Regions from separate parts of the Mus musculus genome. Here all the other regions are linked to region 1. Evidence: chromatin loops called from intact Hi-C (ENCODE). Cell type or tissue: left cerebral cortex. All regions are shown on one strand.

Evidence for each region. Hi-C counts contacts between places; a loop is a spot of excess contacts. Peaks named below come from ENCODE experiments on the same cell type or tissue, not always from the same donor. Only the 100,000 strongest peaks of a DNase experiment are listed, where the experiment ranks them.
Region 2: it touches region 1 in a loop (7-fold over the local background); 6 of 42 quality-filtered maps call a loop at or near these places.
Region 3: it touches region 1 in a loop (2.1-fold over the local background); 4 of 42 quality-filtered maps call a loop at or near these places.
Region 4: a loop joins it to region 1, with 6 times the contacts of the local background. A loop is called at or near these places in 6 of 42 quality-filtered maps.

What each region holds. Positions count from the first base shown.
Region 1 is chr7:27,588,842-27,592,841 of GRCm38, reverse strand. Akt2 (thymoma viral proto-oncogene 2) reads right to left here and starts at 1,290. Exons shown (of 14, transcript NM_001110208.2): 1 at 963-1,290. It also overlaps the pseudogene Gm18046. In left cerebral cortex, CTCF peaks have their summits at 858 and 1,833 (motif pointing right); DNase peaks (open chromatin) are centred at 332, 889, 1,265, 1,911 and 1 more place; H3K4me3 peaks cover 1,703 bases; H3K27ac peaks cover 2,136 bases.
Region 2 is chr7:27,652,295-27,656,294 of GRCm38, reverse strand. It overlaps Ttc9b (tetratricopeptide repeat domain 9B), which reads right to left and starts at 2,371. Exons shown (of 3, transcript NM_028417.1): 1 at 1,948-2,371; 2 at 1,201-1,383; 3 at 88-384. The coding sequence starts at 2,368. The coding sequence ends at 269. Gm38973 (a long non-coding RNA gene) reads left to right here and starts at 2,063. Exons shown (of 3, transcript XR_881908.3): 1 at 2,063-3,045. In left cerebral cortex, CTCF peaks have their summits at 1,536 (motif pointing right), 2,016 and 2,220; DNase peaks (open chromatin) are centred at 549, 1,551, 2,048 and 2,482; H3K4me3 peaks cover 3,205 bases; H3K27ac peaks cover 3,515 bases.
Region 3 is chr7:27,488,919-27,492,918 of GRCm38, reverse strand. It overlaps Sertad1 (SERTA domain containing 1), which reads right to left. Exons shown (of 2, transcript NM_018820.4): 2 at 2,605-3,666. The coding sequence starts at 3,663. The coding sequence ends at 2,953. Among named protein-coding and RNA genes, the nearest start is that of Gm38972, 4.0 kb to the right of the region's middle. In left cerebral cortex, a CTCF peak has its summit at 1,708; DNase peaks (open chromatin) are centred at 1,763, 1,915, 2,276 and 2,469; H3K4me3 peaks cover 1,126 bases; H3K27ac peaks cover 1,925 bases.
Region 4 is chr7:27,684,063-27,688,062 of GRCm38, reverse strand. It overlaps a transcript of Zfp607b not described here. Among named protein-coding and RNA genes, the nearest start is that of Zfp607b, 3.3 kb to the left of the region's middle. In left cerebral cortex, CTCF peaks have their summits at 2,154 (motif pointing right) and 2,964 (motif pointing left); a DNase peak (open chromatin) is centred at 2,211.

The DNA.
Region 1 (4,000 bases):
CTTAAAACACACCTTCCGCCCAAAAGGTGACAGGCAGGTCCAGAGGCACTTCTCCTTATCCAAGCCCGATAGCCCCTCCCTTTCCTAGTAGGGAGCCAGACTAGAGATCAGAAAACTTCAGTGACTTCTAAAACACATCTCCACCCCCGGAAGCAAAGAACTTGCCAAAGGATGTCCCACACACCTTAAAGAGAAATAATCTGAGAGGGTTCTGGAGTGGTGAGTGGACAACCCCATGATAAAAAGCAGCCCAGTAACGATCCCGTTTTCCCCAAAGTCATAAAGAAGTTCAAGAAAGGGTGAGCTGAGTGTAAACGCCCACCCCTGCATATTACAGGAAGAGAAAAGCGCTCCTCGCCCACTCAGTATCACACCCCTAAAAGTACGCCCCTTAACACTCACTCGGGCCTCCCAGCACCCTGTGCCTCAAAGATGATAAACATCACAGCCCTCCACCCGACCCTGTTCTCCTCTAAGTACAAAGACTGCTCTCTCGTGTCTAGGTGGTACTACCCTGACTGCCCCAACACGGCCACCCTGGGCCCAGACCCCTCTCCAGAAGCTCCCATCCCTCTAAGTGCACTATAGGAACGGCTCCCAAAGCACCCAAGCGGCACTTGACACGGTGAGCGCCTCAAAAGCTGGACAGGCTGGCACCACAGAGAAGGAGCTGTCTCCCCCGATGTCCCCGAGGGCAGCCCCCAGCCCGCACACTCAGAGAGAGCTCCCCCCGCCGCCGCAGTGGTATGGACCACGGCACCCGCCCCGCGTCCCTCTGGGTTTGTCCCCCCCAGCCCCGCAGCAGGCGCCCCCACTCCGTTCCGGAAGAGGGGGGGAGCCTCCAGGTCCGTGGTCCCCGCCAGGCGGGCACGGGTGGTACGGCCCAGCGAGGCCCCACGGGGGGCCAGGACGCGACCATCGCGGAGGGGAGGGCGCTTGGGGACACGCGCTGGCGTACTCACCTGTCACCGGCGGCCGCCCAGCCTCTCCGGCCGGGCTCTACCCCCGCCCATCGCCACGCTGAGCTCGTTCCCGCTCCTTATTTATGAACTGGCGGCAGCAACGGCGGCAGTGCTGGCGGCGGCGACGCCTTCTCGGAGTCAGGCCCAACGGCTCGCGCAGCGCGGGCCCCCCCGCCCCCTCCCCCCAGCCCCCAGCCCCCACTCACAGCCCCCTCCCACCCGCTGGCCGGAAATACCGCCTTTTCCAGCCACAAACAGGAACTGACGTAGTAGACCAAGGGAATGGCCTCAGAAAACATCAGACCGCAAGCGCAGGAACTAGGAGGCAGGCAGGCTCAAGGCAGCGCGCCTGCGTACTTTAGGCACCCGTCACGTTAACTTTTTATTTATTTATTTTTTTTAAGAGCCCCGTTCTGAGCTGGGGGGGCGGAGGGGGGGGTAGCATTACACATGCGCAGTAGGACACCAACAAGTAGGCTTTCCCCGAAGGCCCAGTGATTACTTCCCGGCAATCAAAGGGCTTTATTTACATATGCTTTGATCTTGTTTTATTCTTCTCTTTCCTGCCTTCCTAGTTCCTAGACCAGCGGTTCTTCACTTGGGAACCTCTCACAGGGGTTGCCTAAGATCATCGGAAAATTCAGATATTTACATTATGATTCATAAGAATAGCAAAATTAGTTATGAAGTGACAACGAAAATAATTTTATGTTTGGGGGATCACCACATGAGGAACTGTATTAAAGAGTCACATTAGGTAGACTGAGAAACACTGTCCTAGACTTTCTTTTTTTCTTTCTTTTTTTTTTTTTTTTTTTTTTTAACTTAATGTATGAGTGCTCTGATCTGCAGGCCAGAAGAGGGCATCAGATCCCCTTATAGATGGTAGTGAGCCACCATGTGATTGCTGGGACTTGAACTCAGGACCTCTGGAAGAGCAGTTAGTGTTCTTAACCGCTGAGCCATCTTACCAGCCTGACTTTTTTTTTTTTTTTGGTTTTTCGAGACAGGGTTTCTGTGTATAGCCCTGGCTGTCCTGAAACTCGCCCTGTAGACCAAGCTGTCTTGAACTCAGAGATCTGCCTGCTTCTGCCTTCTGAGCAATAGGATTAAAGGCCTGGCCTGCCACTGCCAGGCTCCTAGATGCTTACTTATAGAGACCCAAAACAAGTTAGTTAAGATCAAGCACAAAGCAGGGTATGGCAACAGGTCTGTTACTGCATCATTCTGGATGTTGGGGCAGGCCAGCTAGACCTTGTCTCAAAAAAAAAAAAAGATGTTGCACTCAAGCTTTGAGCCACATAACCCCACATTAGAATATCCTCTTCTGTAACTATGGGCTGACTTCTGTATCCACATCTCAAGAATCCACATCTTCAAAACACAAATAACCTTGGATTATCTTACGAAAACAGTTCTTATTAAACTGTGACTTCAAAATATTAATGTCACTTGCACATGATATATATCTAAATAAATGTGGGACTTATAATTTCTCATATGGAGTAACTTGAGCCCATGTAAGACTTAAAACCACAGAAAATCGCTCACAGAAAAAAAGGTATATAGGTTGCACGGCTGTAACCCACCTCTGCAGACCCTGAAACAAGAGGACTAAGAATTCCATGCCAGATTGGGATTCATAGTAAGACCTTGAAATTTCAAGGTTTCCCTTAATTATTGGGGATGGAGTAGATGCAAGTGAGGAGCCAGAGAGGAGAGCATCAGACTGGAGCTACAGCTTCTGACCACTGTAGTCAGCGCCATGGGGAGCTCCCAGCCAGACTCAAGTCCTTGCAAAAGCTGGAGGCTTTTTTTTTTTTTTTTTTTTTTTTTTGGTTTTTCGAGACAGGGTTTCTCGAGACAGGGTTTCTCCATGTAGCCCTGGCTGTCCTGGAACTCACTCTGTAGACCAGGCTGGCCTCGAACTCAGAAATCCGCCTGCCTCTGCCTCTGCCTCCAGAGTGCTGGGATTAAAGGCGTGCGCCACCACGCCCGGCTTGCTGGAGGCTTTTTTATTAGTATTTTATTTCAACATTAATGGGTGGCTGGGGGGCTTAGCAGTTAAGAACAACCCCTGATCCCCAGAGAACTGAACTTCAGCTCTCAGATCCCACATACCTTTTTTTTTTTTTCGTTTGTTTGTTTTTCTGTAAGCAGAGGGAAATGTTTTCGTTTTGGGAAAAAGCCATGTAGCCTTGAGCTCATAAAAATCCTCCTATGCCAGCCTAGGCAAGTGCTGGGATTACAGAGATGCCACTTTACCCAGGTCATATGAGGGGCTCACAGGTGCCTCAGCGGGTGTACATACCTGTTTGCCAAGCCTAATAACCTAAATGTAATCCCTTGGGACTAATATGGTGGAAGGAGAACAGACACCCTCCAATTGTTCTCTGACCTCACATGTACACCACGGCACACAAACACACTATAAAGTGCAGTAAATCTTTAATCCCAACACTCGGGAGGCAGGGGCAGGCGGATCCCTGGGAGCTCCAGCCAAGCCAGGGCTACACTGAGATCCTGCCACAAGTTAAGAACACTTATTACTCTTTTTTTAATTTATTGTTTTATTTATTTATTTTAAAGATTTATTATATTTATATGAGTACACTGTAGCTGTCTTCAGACACACCAAAGGAGGGCATCAGATCTCATTACGGATGGTTGTGAGCCACCATGTGGTTGCTGGGATTTGAACTCAGGACCTCTGGAAGAGCAGTCGGTGCTCTTAACCGCTGAGCCATCTCACCAGCCCCCACTTATTACTCTTGAAGATAACCTTGGTTCTATTTCCAACACCCACATACCAGTTTACAACTCTCTTCTGATCTTTGAGAGCACCAACCGTGCACATGGTACACACACACACAGACAAAACACTTAAACTAAGAGACCCCAGATTCTTTTTAAGAGATAAAATGGTTCTTCCTATAAGCATTCTGAGGTGACCTATGAAGATGGCTTGCTACTCTACTGACCCAGAAACTCCTACAAAATCATGCAAATAAACAAGTTCAAATCTTCATGTTCAGTTT
Region 2 (4,000 bases), 63 kb before region 1:
CTCCCTGGGCCTCTGGGTGTCTGCAGAAGTGACAGCTAGGTATAGACCTGTCCTTCATCCCCACAATAAGACCACACAAAGGAGGCGCCAGTGGCAGCGGCTTTACCAGTAAACGCATGAGTCGGGGGAAGGTGCCCGGTGAGGTTGGTGGGACTAAGGTAGAGGCTGCCCCTTGGCCTCAGCCCACGACAGACATTCCGAGCTGGGCAGGTCAGGGGAAGGTGCCCAGTAGGGTTGGAGGGACTAAGGTAGAGGCTGCCCCTTGGCCTCAGCCCACGACATTCCGAGCTGGGCCTCCAGTGCCACCATCACTGTCTTCCCTCTGGAGGCTGCAACGGTTCATCTTCAGCTGAGTCAGCTGGATGTAGCGGAGAACATTGGTGTCTGCAGGGGAGGGACGGGAACATTATCTGGGTGTCCTGAGACAGCAGCCGATAGTTATGTCCTCAGGACAGTCAGCACCTCACTCCCGGCACCTCAGCTGTACCAGCCACCCAGAGAGATTTCACACCTCCTACCTCACACGTGTGGCAGCGGCAGCAGCCGCGCTCTGTCGCTCTGTCGGCAGAGGCTCCTCTCCCACCTCCACTCATCCCCAAGTGACAACTGTTCTCAGCAAACCACTTCACGGGAAAGCTAATCTTGCCTCCTTGCTCCCACAGCCCTACATCTAGCTCCTGCTGTGTCCCCTCCCCATGGGGTTGTGTCATGTCTACACACACATGGACACATGAGTACCCTGACTGCTCTTCCCGAGGGCAGAGAACAAGCATTACAAGCAGATGAGTGGAGGGCCATAGGTGACAGAGGAGCTGAGTGTGACCAGGAGGGAGTGAAGGAATATGGGTGTGGGGGGAGAAATATTCAAGGCCATCGTCGGTGAGTGGATAGGGACACGGATGGGCTAAAGCATTGGGGATGTAGCCTAGTTGGTAGAGTGCTTGCCTTGCATGCATGAGGCCCTAGGTTCAATTCCCAATGAAGAGAGTTGGTTGGGGAAATGCCAGAGGAACAAGGTGAGTATACCTTTGGGGACGGTGGATGGGTGCTGGATGAGTGTATGAGGAATCTTAGGTAGCTAGAGAGAGCTTGTCTGGAGCTGGTAACAGCACTTCCCTGGGGTGGCTTGGCTCTGCCCTGGTCCTCCCGCCTAGGTTTCCTCTGTTCTAACCCCCTGCCCAGCCCAGCCCTGCCACTCACCTGTGGGCTCTCGGCTGCGGGCCTCCTGTAGGTAGCGCAGCGCACGTGCATAATCACCCAAGTGGTAGAAGGCAATGCCGGCACGATAGGTGGCCTTGAAGTTGCCCTGCTGTTTCTCCAGCACCTTGAGACAGTACTCACGCACCCGCTCATAGTTCACCAGCTCCGACTGCAGGAGGCAAGCTGTGGGATGCAGAGACCCTGTAGTCTCAGACACAGCCTGCATCCCCTAGGATTCACATGACCTCAAATAACCTGACCTCTTCCCCTGGGCATATGGGATTGCTCTGGCCACCAGGAGACACTAATCAGCTAACCTGTTAGTATAAGAGCTATCTGCGCCGCCGCTAGAGGGCGCAGGACAGACAAGTCTGAAGCAATTAGCTGGAGGTTTTCCCAAGTAATTATAGAGGGAGGGTCCAAGAACGAAATAGCCGGTGCAGGGTAAGCCTTTCTAACCTTGGCTCATGCGTGGCAGACCGGGGGAAAGAATGAGTCAGGGAAGTGGGGCTTAGAAGACCAAGTCCAGAGCCCGTTTCATTATTCAAGCCCCTGCTTACTCCATCCAAGAAGCCCTATTCATCTACTCCCAACTCTCTTCCTCAGCAAGTTTTGTAGTCTTCCCCGCCAGACCACAGCCCTGACTCCTTCAGCTTCCAGCCACCACAGGCTCTATAGCCTCCTGATTACCCCCTCACTACCCACCCGTTTCACCCGAGTCCTCTGCGCCCCCCGACGGCCCCGTACCAGTGAGGGAGTCGTAACATTCAACCTCTGTGTTCTCCACCAGGCGCCGCTGCTCCTCGCTGAGGCGGGCGGGCCCCGGGCTGGTGGTGGGTCCCGGGGAGGGGGTGGGCAGACCGCCAGGGCGGGCCCCTTGAGCCGCCTTCAGCTGCAGCAGTGCCCGGTGGTACTTGCCAATGGCTTCTCGGAACTTCTTCTCTCGGTAGCAACGCTGACCCTCCGCCTTGAACGCCACGGCAGCCCGCAGGCTGCTGTCGAGCGCCGCAGCCAGGCCCCCAGACGGCTCTGGGGCAGGACCCGACCGAGCAGAGCCATGGCGAGGCGCTGAGCCGGGGCCCGGCGGGGAAAGGGCGGGAGGCGGGCGCGGTGGAGGCTCCGGGGCAGCGCTGAGCATCAGCACCGGGGACAGCGCGCCGCGCTGCATTGTGGGAAACTCCTGCGGCCGCCGCTGCAGCTACCGCATCGCCCCCCGCGGGGCCGGTCCCCACCCTTTCTCCGCCCCCACATCTCTGGCTGCCGTCTCCGGCTGCCCCCTATGGGTCTAGAAAAACCCCTCCAAACTCCCCCTCGCTCACCCTCAAACCAGCCTGGGTCTAGTTGTTCTGGCGCCTCTCCCTTGTCCCCACAGTCCTTACCCTCCCACCCGACTGCATGTTCTCCCGGAGATTTCTAGAAGAAAAAGGCTGAGCGGGCAGACATCAGTTTTGTGGAAAGCTGGTTTTCAGCCCACTAGTCATTTGGCATGTTGGATAAGAATACAGGATTGGGAGTCAAGCTGCCCGGCTTCAGACACTGGTTTCTCATTACTCTATGATTTGGACAATCCCCTCAAATTACCTATTGTACTATAGTGCGGGACAATAGTACATACGTTGGAATCGATTCTTTATGTAATAAACAAATAGCCATTGCTCAATTTCTGTTCAGGGGGAGGGGGTTGATGGGCCAATGTAAAAACAAACAACAACAACAGAAGTCAAGTGGGGTAGCACCTGCCTGTAGTCACACTCGGACATCTGAGGCAGGAGAGTGGAAAGAAGTTTGAAGCTAATCTGGTGCTAACGAGGAAATTCCAGATCAGCCATGAACTACAAAGAAAAGGTAGGTGTGGGAGATTAAGGAGAAGGGAGGGAAAAGGAGAGAGAAAGAATTATTTAGATAGAGCCACATCTCCTAGGTTCACAGCCTAGTGGAGAGACAGACCTGTAACAGCCCAAAGTGGCTGATCCTGGGAAGCGCAGGAGGAGAGCCATGGCTAGCATGGAGAAGTCAGAGGAGGCATTTGCTCTAGGTTGAAGTGTGACTGGGGACTTCCTGGAGGAAAGGCAACTCTGCAACCTAGCCATTCTGTCCCTTGCCTTCCATTTCCAGAAAAGCCAGTGGGGAGGTGACAAGGGTCCCCACTGACAGCCCAGGACCACCAGTACAATAAGGACAACCAAGAAAATGCGGCTGCGGCTGCGCTGTGGTGGCACTCCCCTGCAATCCCTGCACTTAGGAGGCAGAAGCAGCAGAACTCTATGGTTTCCGGGCCAGCCAGAGCTACACCTGACTCAAAAAAGAGGGGGAAAAGGAAAGAAATTCGTTCATTATGGGCCAGCAACATAGCAGTAGCCACCACGTGAGTTCCATCTGTGGAACCAGCCTCTCAAAGTGGTTATCTGACCCCTTCCTACATATACCTGCACACACACACACAAACTCACGCACATACACACACACGCGCGCGCACACGCGCACACACACATACACACACGCACGCACACACACATGCACACACACGCGCACACACACATGCACACTCACATGCACACTCACATGCACACACATGCACACGCACGCACACATGCACACACACATGCACACACACACACACACACACAAGCATGCACATGCACACAAACAAAGAGTGTAAATTTTAAATCCTCTTAGAATTTCTTTTCAAGATACTCATATGCAGGCAAAAAAGAAACAAACAAAACCACAACAACAAAAGGGTGGGGGGAGCTGGAGAGATGGCTCAGTGGTTAAGAGCACTGACTGCTCTTCCAGAGGT
Region 3 (4,000 bases), 100 kb after region 1:
TAAACCCAGGTGGGAACCAGGTCTAGTGGTGCAGGGCTGTAATTCCAACTGGTTGAGAGGCTGAGGCAGGAGGATTAAGAGTTCAATGGCAGCGAAGACTACAAAGACTATTGTATGTCTCAAAATAAAAGGTAAAGTGGGGCATGGTGACAGCCACCATTAATTTTAGCACTCAGGAGGCAGAGGCAGGCATATCTCTGAGTTTGAGGTCAGCCTGGTCTATAGAGTAAGTTTTAGGATATCCGGGGCTACACAGAGAAAGCCCGTCTCAGAAAGTGGGGAGGAGGGCATGGGAGGCTGGGAGTATGGCTCAGTGGTACAGTGTTATTTCGAGCATGTAGGAAGCCCTAGGTTAGGCTTCTAACACCACAATCAACAGATTAATAAGCAGACCTAAGAGATCCAGCTTTCAATCGCCTCCTGTCTTTCCTGCACTTTGGTTGAAGCTCATCACTTCGACAATGTCTGTGCCATCGTTACATTTCCCCTGCTGGCTGGTGCTCCCTGTTTTCTCCCTGGCCCCTGTTTTCTCCTCTTAGCTATAGCTGCCCAGGCTGCATTGCATGCTGTGCATTGCATGCTGTGCATGTGCTCAGTTTTTAAGAGGCATGTCCCAGATACCACGCATTTACATCTCTGCCGATGAAGGTCAAGTGCCGAAAGGAAAGAGCTCACGTTCTGTACAAAAGGCACCGCCCGTGTCAGTACCGTCATCCTGGGGCCTTTATGATACGCTTGTATCTAAGGTCCCATCCCTTTCTCCAGACATCTGAGCTCAGGATGGCTGTGTGGACTCTGGTACAGCCGATGCTCAGGACCTACTCCAGAAGGACACGCCTCCTCAGCCAGCAGATTCCAGGGCCCACTGCATTCCAAGCTAAGTGCCAGCCCTGGCTGGTGCTGTGACTTCTTTTCAGGCAGCCTTTGTGTATTTATTCAGGCTATGACACCCCAGGGCAGCTCCCCTCCACAGGCATTAGCCACCAACATAAACTGTCTTCAGCCACCTTCTCCTCCCTCTTTATTTCAGTATTTAGGGACACCTACTGTGTACCTGACCCTGTGTGAAAGGTACATCTCAGCTGGAGGCTGAGGCAGGTGGACTGACATGAGTTCAAGGTCTGTCTAGACTCCATTATGGACACCCTGTTCAAAAAGCAAACAGCCACCTGTGGTGGCACACAGCTTTAATGCCAGCATTCTGGAGACAGAGACAGGTAAAGCACTATGAATTCAAGGTCATCCTTAGAGAGTTTCAGGACAATCAGAAATACCAAAAACAAAACAAAACAAAACAAAACACCAACCAACCCCTCCAAAAAAAAAAACCCAACCAACCAAATAAACAAACAAAAAACAACCACCCAAACAAACAACCCAACAACAACAACAAAGCATAATTAATACCTGGGCTAGTGGGGCACAAAGCAGTAACAAGGCCAGCCTGGGCTACATAATAAATTCAAGGCCAGCCTGCTGGTGTATGTAGTGAAAGCATGTCTCAAAAACCACAGTTGCACATGCCTGTAATTCCAGCTTGTAAGGAAGTAAAGGCAGAAGGATCAGGAGTTCAAAGCCAGCCTCCACTACAGAGTGAGCTAGAGGCCAGCCTAGGATACAGAAGACTCCTCTAAAAAAATAAAAAGCGAGAGAGGCCCCCACACCAGACTGATCACGGTTACATCGTAGTTCCCTAACCAGTCACAAGGGGGGGCCGCAGAGCTCAGCCCGGGCTCCTTAGGTCTCAGCCTCAGCTAGGGGCCGTCGATGTCCTATGGTCTAGGCACAGGAGTCTCCAGGAGGGTTTGGGTTCAGGAGTCTGGAGGGTCCTTAACTTGGCACCAGCTAGCCTGAAGCCATGTCCATCTGTTTCTCTCGGTGGCCCGCCTCAGTCACTTCCAGAAATGGGCACAGCTTCCTCTGTTCCTCCAGGAAACCAAGCTCCGCCTACCCCTTCCAGGCCCCTGGGGCTGCGTGCAGCTCCCGCCTCTCCAGCCCCACCCCGTCCGCAGTCTTGGAGCTTCCGGCCCCTGGGGAGGCCCAGGAGTGGCCCTCTCGTGTCACAGTCCCCAGATTCTGGACCCATCCTGCCCTTTGGGTGGCAGTCATTCCCCCCCCCCCCCAACCCCGCCCCAGCTCCTCCCTCCCTGCCCTCCCCACCATCCTTCCGCTCTCGGGGCCCTGCCCTGCCCTGCCCCCACGGCCGCCAGGAAGGACGCAGCCTGGGTCCCGTGCCAGGGCTGTGAGTGTGCGGCCCCTCCCAGCCAGGCCAGGAATGCAGCTGGACCGCGGGGGCGGCCGCAGACACCCGGCTCCGGCCAGGCCCAATGCTCCGCTCAGGCAGGCAGGTGGCCCCGGCTTGCCCGGACCTGGATAGCTTCTAGATGGAAAGCCAGCTGCCTGCCCCTGAAGGTCCTGCCTTCTCTCCACTAAACTTAGTGGTTTTATTTTGAGAGACCTCCTGAAAGCTCCCACCCTTTGCTCAAAGATATCTCATACCGGGAGTGCAATTTATTCCACTATAACCGTGGGAGTGTCACGGGATTACAAGTTTGATGTTATTTTATCCTTGATCGGCACAGATGCAAAGAAGCACACACACTTGGTATTTCCCAAAGCTGGTTTTAATTTCAAAAAATTATGAGGTCTCTTCCCACACTGGGGATAATGGGATGGGATAGCCCAAACTATTATCCCAGTTCAACCCCAGCCTGGCCCAAACACCATTACTGTCACTGGGCCCTGTCATTTCACCACTCGGGGCTCATTTCCAACTCCTTCACTGGTCAAGACAGGTGGATGGATGTGAAGTTCCCAGGACTCAGTACAGTCTCTCCAAAGTGACCCTGGCTCTCCTCTGTGAGGGGACGCCACCTGTGTCGTGTCAAAGTGGGTTGGTGTCACCACCAGGCTCAACTCAGATCCAAGTCAATTCTCCCTGGGTCCTAAGGGTCAGCGCCCAGGCCCTGGTGGCCTTTCCAGTGCCTGTGTGCCTACTAGTACATCCATGAGGTAGTCCAACTCCGCCTCATCCAACTCTGGAGGCTCCTCCTTGGCTGGGCCATTCTCAGGGCCGGGCTTGAGACCCTCAGAGGCTGGTAACCAAAGTTCACTGTCGTACATGGAGGTATCGATGTCCTCAAACAGGCCCTCCAGTCCATCGTCCAGCAGACAGCCAGTGGCTGGGCCTAGCAAGTCCAAGGCACCCAGGTTGGGTGAGATCCCCCCGATGGAGCGGCCTGGAGGCCCCTCATCTGCTTGGGGTTGGGGGGCCTGGTTCAGGTCCTCAATGTGGTTGAGATCTTCCAGGAGGCTGGCCATGGAGGCTGAGAGGCCAGCATCTGAGCTAGCCAGAAGGCTGTCTGCCACAGAAGGGGCTGGGGGCTGGATGGGCTCAGGCGGCAGGACAGGTGCGGGTTCCATGGACGCCTGGATGCGCCTCAGTGTGTTCACCACAAGCACCAGGTGCCGGAGGTCCGGCTCGCTCTGCCGCAGGCTGTGGTGGAGCTTGACCACTGAGAGGTCAAAGAGGGAGCTAGAAGCCACCGTCGGCGGGGTCTGCGCCACTGCCGGGTGGCTCGGATCCAACCAGCACGAGTCCACGGAGAGGGCTTCCATCGTCTCCTCCTCCTCCCGCTTGCGCTTCAGACCTTTGCTCAGCATCCTCTGCAGGGAGGAAGGAGCCATTCAGTTATGGGAAGCCAATACTCAGTTCACACCCAGCTCTGACAACTGCTGTCTGTGGGATCCTGACCAGTCGATTAACCTCCAGGTCTAGGTTTTCTAAGCAAATTCTTATTTGTTTCTAACGGGACAGGGTCCCGTGTAACTCAGGCTGACCTGCCCCCAAACGTGCTATGTAGGCAGCTTCTGCTCTTCCCTTCTTCCCCTTCCCAGCGCTGGGATTACAGGTGTGTGCCACCATACTTGGTGTATTTGATGCTGGGGATGGAACTTCCTGGGCCTCCTGCATGTAAGGCAAACATTCTACCAACTGAGT
Region 4 (4,000 bases), 95 kb before region 1:
ACGTCTCCCAGCCAGGGGGAGGAATGAGAGAGGGAGTTTCAGATCACCAGGAGGAGGAGAGGGTCTGAAAAGATGCCATGAGAAAAAAACATCTGAATCCCAAAGAACCAGATCTGTGATAATATGCAAGCAACGTGGGATGGAGCAGGTAGCCAGATTAGGATTAATAGATCAATAATTGCCCAGATTAGGATTAATAGATCAATAATTGCCCAGATTAGAATTAATAGATCAATAATTGCCCAGATTAGGATTAATAGATCAATAATTGCCCAGATTAGGATTAATAGATCAATAATTGCCCAGATTAGGATTAATAGATCAATAATTGCCCAGATTAGGATTAATAGATCAATAATTGCCCAGATTAGGATTAATAGATCAATAATTGCCCAGATTAGGATGTAATAGATCAATAATTGCCCAGATTAGGATTAATAGATCAATAATTGCCCAGTATCTGGGTGCAGCTTTGTTTCTCTGTGTGGTTACTGGGGACTAACAAAAGTTAAAAGAAATGCAACCACCAGATTACTTCACACTGTGATATAAATACATTTATATTTTAAAAATAGTTCATTTTATAATAATCGAGGACATGAGGCCCGACAGACCAGAGTGGAGTCCCTCATTCCATGTGACAAAGCCACCTTATATCTCCCCTCCAGGAGTTTGTTTTCCTAGACTTCTTCCCTGAAACTCTTAGCACCCTCTCCATGTGGGCCCCAGGTTAACAGACTCCCTCCTTACCACCTGGTGTCCAGGAATCAGAAACCCAACTACAAGCACACACTGTAGGTTACCTGACAATCACATGCCATGGGGTATCTCCCTGTAATAAGTATAAGAAGGGGCCCTCACAGTGCTGGACGGTGTTGTCCATGCCTTAATCCCTGCACTTGGGAGGCAGCATCAGGCTGATCTCTGAGTTCAAGACCAGTCTGGTCTACAGAGTGAGTTTCAACAGCCAGGGCTACACAGAGAAACCCTGTCTTGAAAAAAAATCAATCAAAGAAACAAAACAAATATGCTTCCTTCCATCTGCCTAGTGGGCCTGATTCTCCTACAGCCTCTGCCACACTGTGGTCTATCCATGGATTTAATAACCGTTCTAATCAACTCTTTGGTTGTTTTTAGAGTTTCTCTGTATAGTCACATAGACCAACCTGCCTCTGCCTCCCAAGTGCTGGGATTGAAGGCCTACACCACCACCCTTCTGCATAATAATCTTAGTTTTAAAAAGACAATCCGCTTCAGCATTGCCTTAAACAGCAAACCTGCAACTCTTTAATAATGACACTACCAGGGCAGGAGAGGTGGCTCAGCAGCTGATCCTCCAGCAGACCTGAGGAGGACCCAAGCTCAACTCCCAAGACCTATGCCAAGCAACTTACACACCATGTACCACGTTAAATTCCAGGTCCAGGGTGTCTGACGCTCACTCTCGGCTCCCAAGCACACCCGTGCTTACATGGCTAGTGCTCACATGGACTGCTGTGGAGGCTGACACAAAGAAAAATTTAAAACGCTCTAAAAATTAAACATCTTAAAAGCCTGGACTAGAGGATTTCCTTACCCTAACCCCACCTCATGGAGAGAAAGAACTACCTGCAAGGTGGACATGAGCCGAACCCTGCTCAGTGGGCCTGGGTACTCTGGTCCCATGGTATTGGTCTCTAAGGTGTGTGGAGGGTGTACCTTTAAAGATTTGACCAGTTTGTCCGGGGGAGTTCTACAATCTTCTCTGTATATTTAATGAAAGTGAAGCACACCACACCCAGTGAGCGTTTTTCAATTAAACGTTTTACACTAAAAATAGATGAGTCAGCTTTCTCCTTCCTTATGGAGGTTCTCTTGCTCTGGGGGAATCAGACACAGCACTGGGCTGCTAGGGGGAGGCTTCTCTGGGCAGAGCTGAGGCCTCTGGCCAAGAGCAGCACTGTCTTCCAGGTGTGGGAATGAGACCCTCTTATGGGATCCCTTAGAACCAGTCAAGCGGTCTGATGACTGGAGATCTGGACAATGTCTTTAAAACAGAACCACCAGATAATCTGCTCACGGGTACTTGACCCACTTAAAATGGATGAGATAAATTTTTACTGTTTTTTCATTTTTAAATCTAGAAACCTGCCATTGCACATAATGGCCACTAGGTGGCATTAGGAGTCCAAGGATAAAAGCAAAGAGAAGGGTTCATTGTTGGTCAGTAGTCCGCAAACGGATCTCCATCCCTTTACAGATATCATCAAGCAGAAGGATGGAGGTGAGGGGAGAAAAGGACAAAGAGGAGGAGATTGTCAAGGTTAGTGTTTGTCTGCGTCCCGCCCCCCCCCCCATCCCCAGAAGGGAGAAGGAAGAAGCTGGCACTGGGGACAATCAAGGTTTTGCTGTTTTTCACTGATTCTAGGACTGGAGAGCTCTGCTAGGAAGTGCCTTTGTAAGTTCAACAGGCAAATCGTGGGGACAGTGAAACAAATTAAAAACCTCCAAACAAGGTAGCTCTGCCAGTATTAAAGCAATATAAACAGGGGAGTGAGACAGTTAAGTAGATAAAGGTGCCCTGAAGCCAAGTCTGACAGCCTAAGTTCCATTCCTGGCACCACATGGAGGGGGAGAAAGCACAACCCAGGAAGTTGTCCTCTGATCACCACACATGGGGAGGAGGGATAGGATACGGAAGCGTGTGCACATGTGCATGCACACACACATACTTGTTTCTAAAAAGAGGAGCCAGACATGGCAGAACACAACCAATGGCAGTCTCAATACTCAGGAGAACTAGGCAAGAGAATCGGGAGTTTGAGGCCAGCTCGGGCTAAGTAGACTCTATCTTTTAAAAACTTCAAAGAAGGGGCTGGTGAGATGGCTCAGTGGGTAAGAGCACCCGACTGCTCTTCCAAATCCCAGCAACCACATGGTGGCTCACAACCATCCGAAGTGAGATCTGACTCCCTCTTCTGGAGTGTCTGAAGACAGTTACAGTGTACTTACATATAATCAATAAATTAAAAAAAAAAACTTCAAAGAATACTAACAACAATATTAATAACAAGTTTAAAGAAAAAATACGGAGAAACATGAAGAAACCTATGAAAAATAAGTAAGATAGCTGGGCAGTGGTGGTACATACCCTTTAACGAGCAATCAGGAGACAGAAGCAGGCACAGCCCTGAGTTTGTAGGTAAGTCTGGTCTACAGAATGAGTTCCAGGACTTCCACGGTTATATGGAGAAAAGCGAGCAAGATATATGAGGATTCACACACAGACACATGCAAATATCCTGTGTAAGCACACACGTATGCATAATGAAAAAGCACCTGTCCAGCTGAGTATGGAAGTGCCTGCAATCCCAGCATCCCAGAGTGGGGAAGACTGAAGCTGAACAGCCAGGAGTTCAGGGTCAACCTGAGATACTGGTCTCAGAAACAAAAAGAAAAAGAAGGAGGAGGAGGAGGAGGAAGAGGAGGAGAAAGAGAGAGAGAGAGAAGAGAGAGAGAGGAGAGGGAGAGAGGGAGGGAGGAAGGAAGGAAGGAAGGAAGGAAGGAAGGAAGGAAGGAAGGAGGGAAGAAAGAAAAGTGGATCTGGAGAGATGGCTGAGCATCTAAGAGGGGGCGTTGCACTCACAGAGGACCCCCAGTTTGGTTCCTAGCACTCATTGTATCACTCACAATTTTCTGTCACTTCACCTCCTGGAGAGCCTATGCTATATTCTGGAATATGTATGCAGAGACCTACACACAAATAAACATACACATAATTGAAAATAAAAGTACAGATTTTTTTTTTCTTTAAAGAGGGAGGCAGACATACACCTGCCAGGTCTGTTGGTACAGCATATGCCATTAATCCTAGGCAGATCTCTGTGAATTCAAGGTCAGTCTACTCTACAAAGTGAGTTCCAGGACAGCCAGGGATACATAGTGGGACCCTGGCTCAAAAGGAAAAGAGGAGAAGGAAGAAGGAAGGACAAACGGTAAAGGTTTCCCTGAGATTCCATTT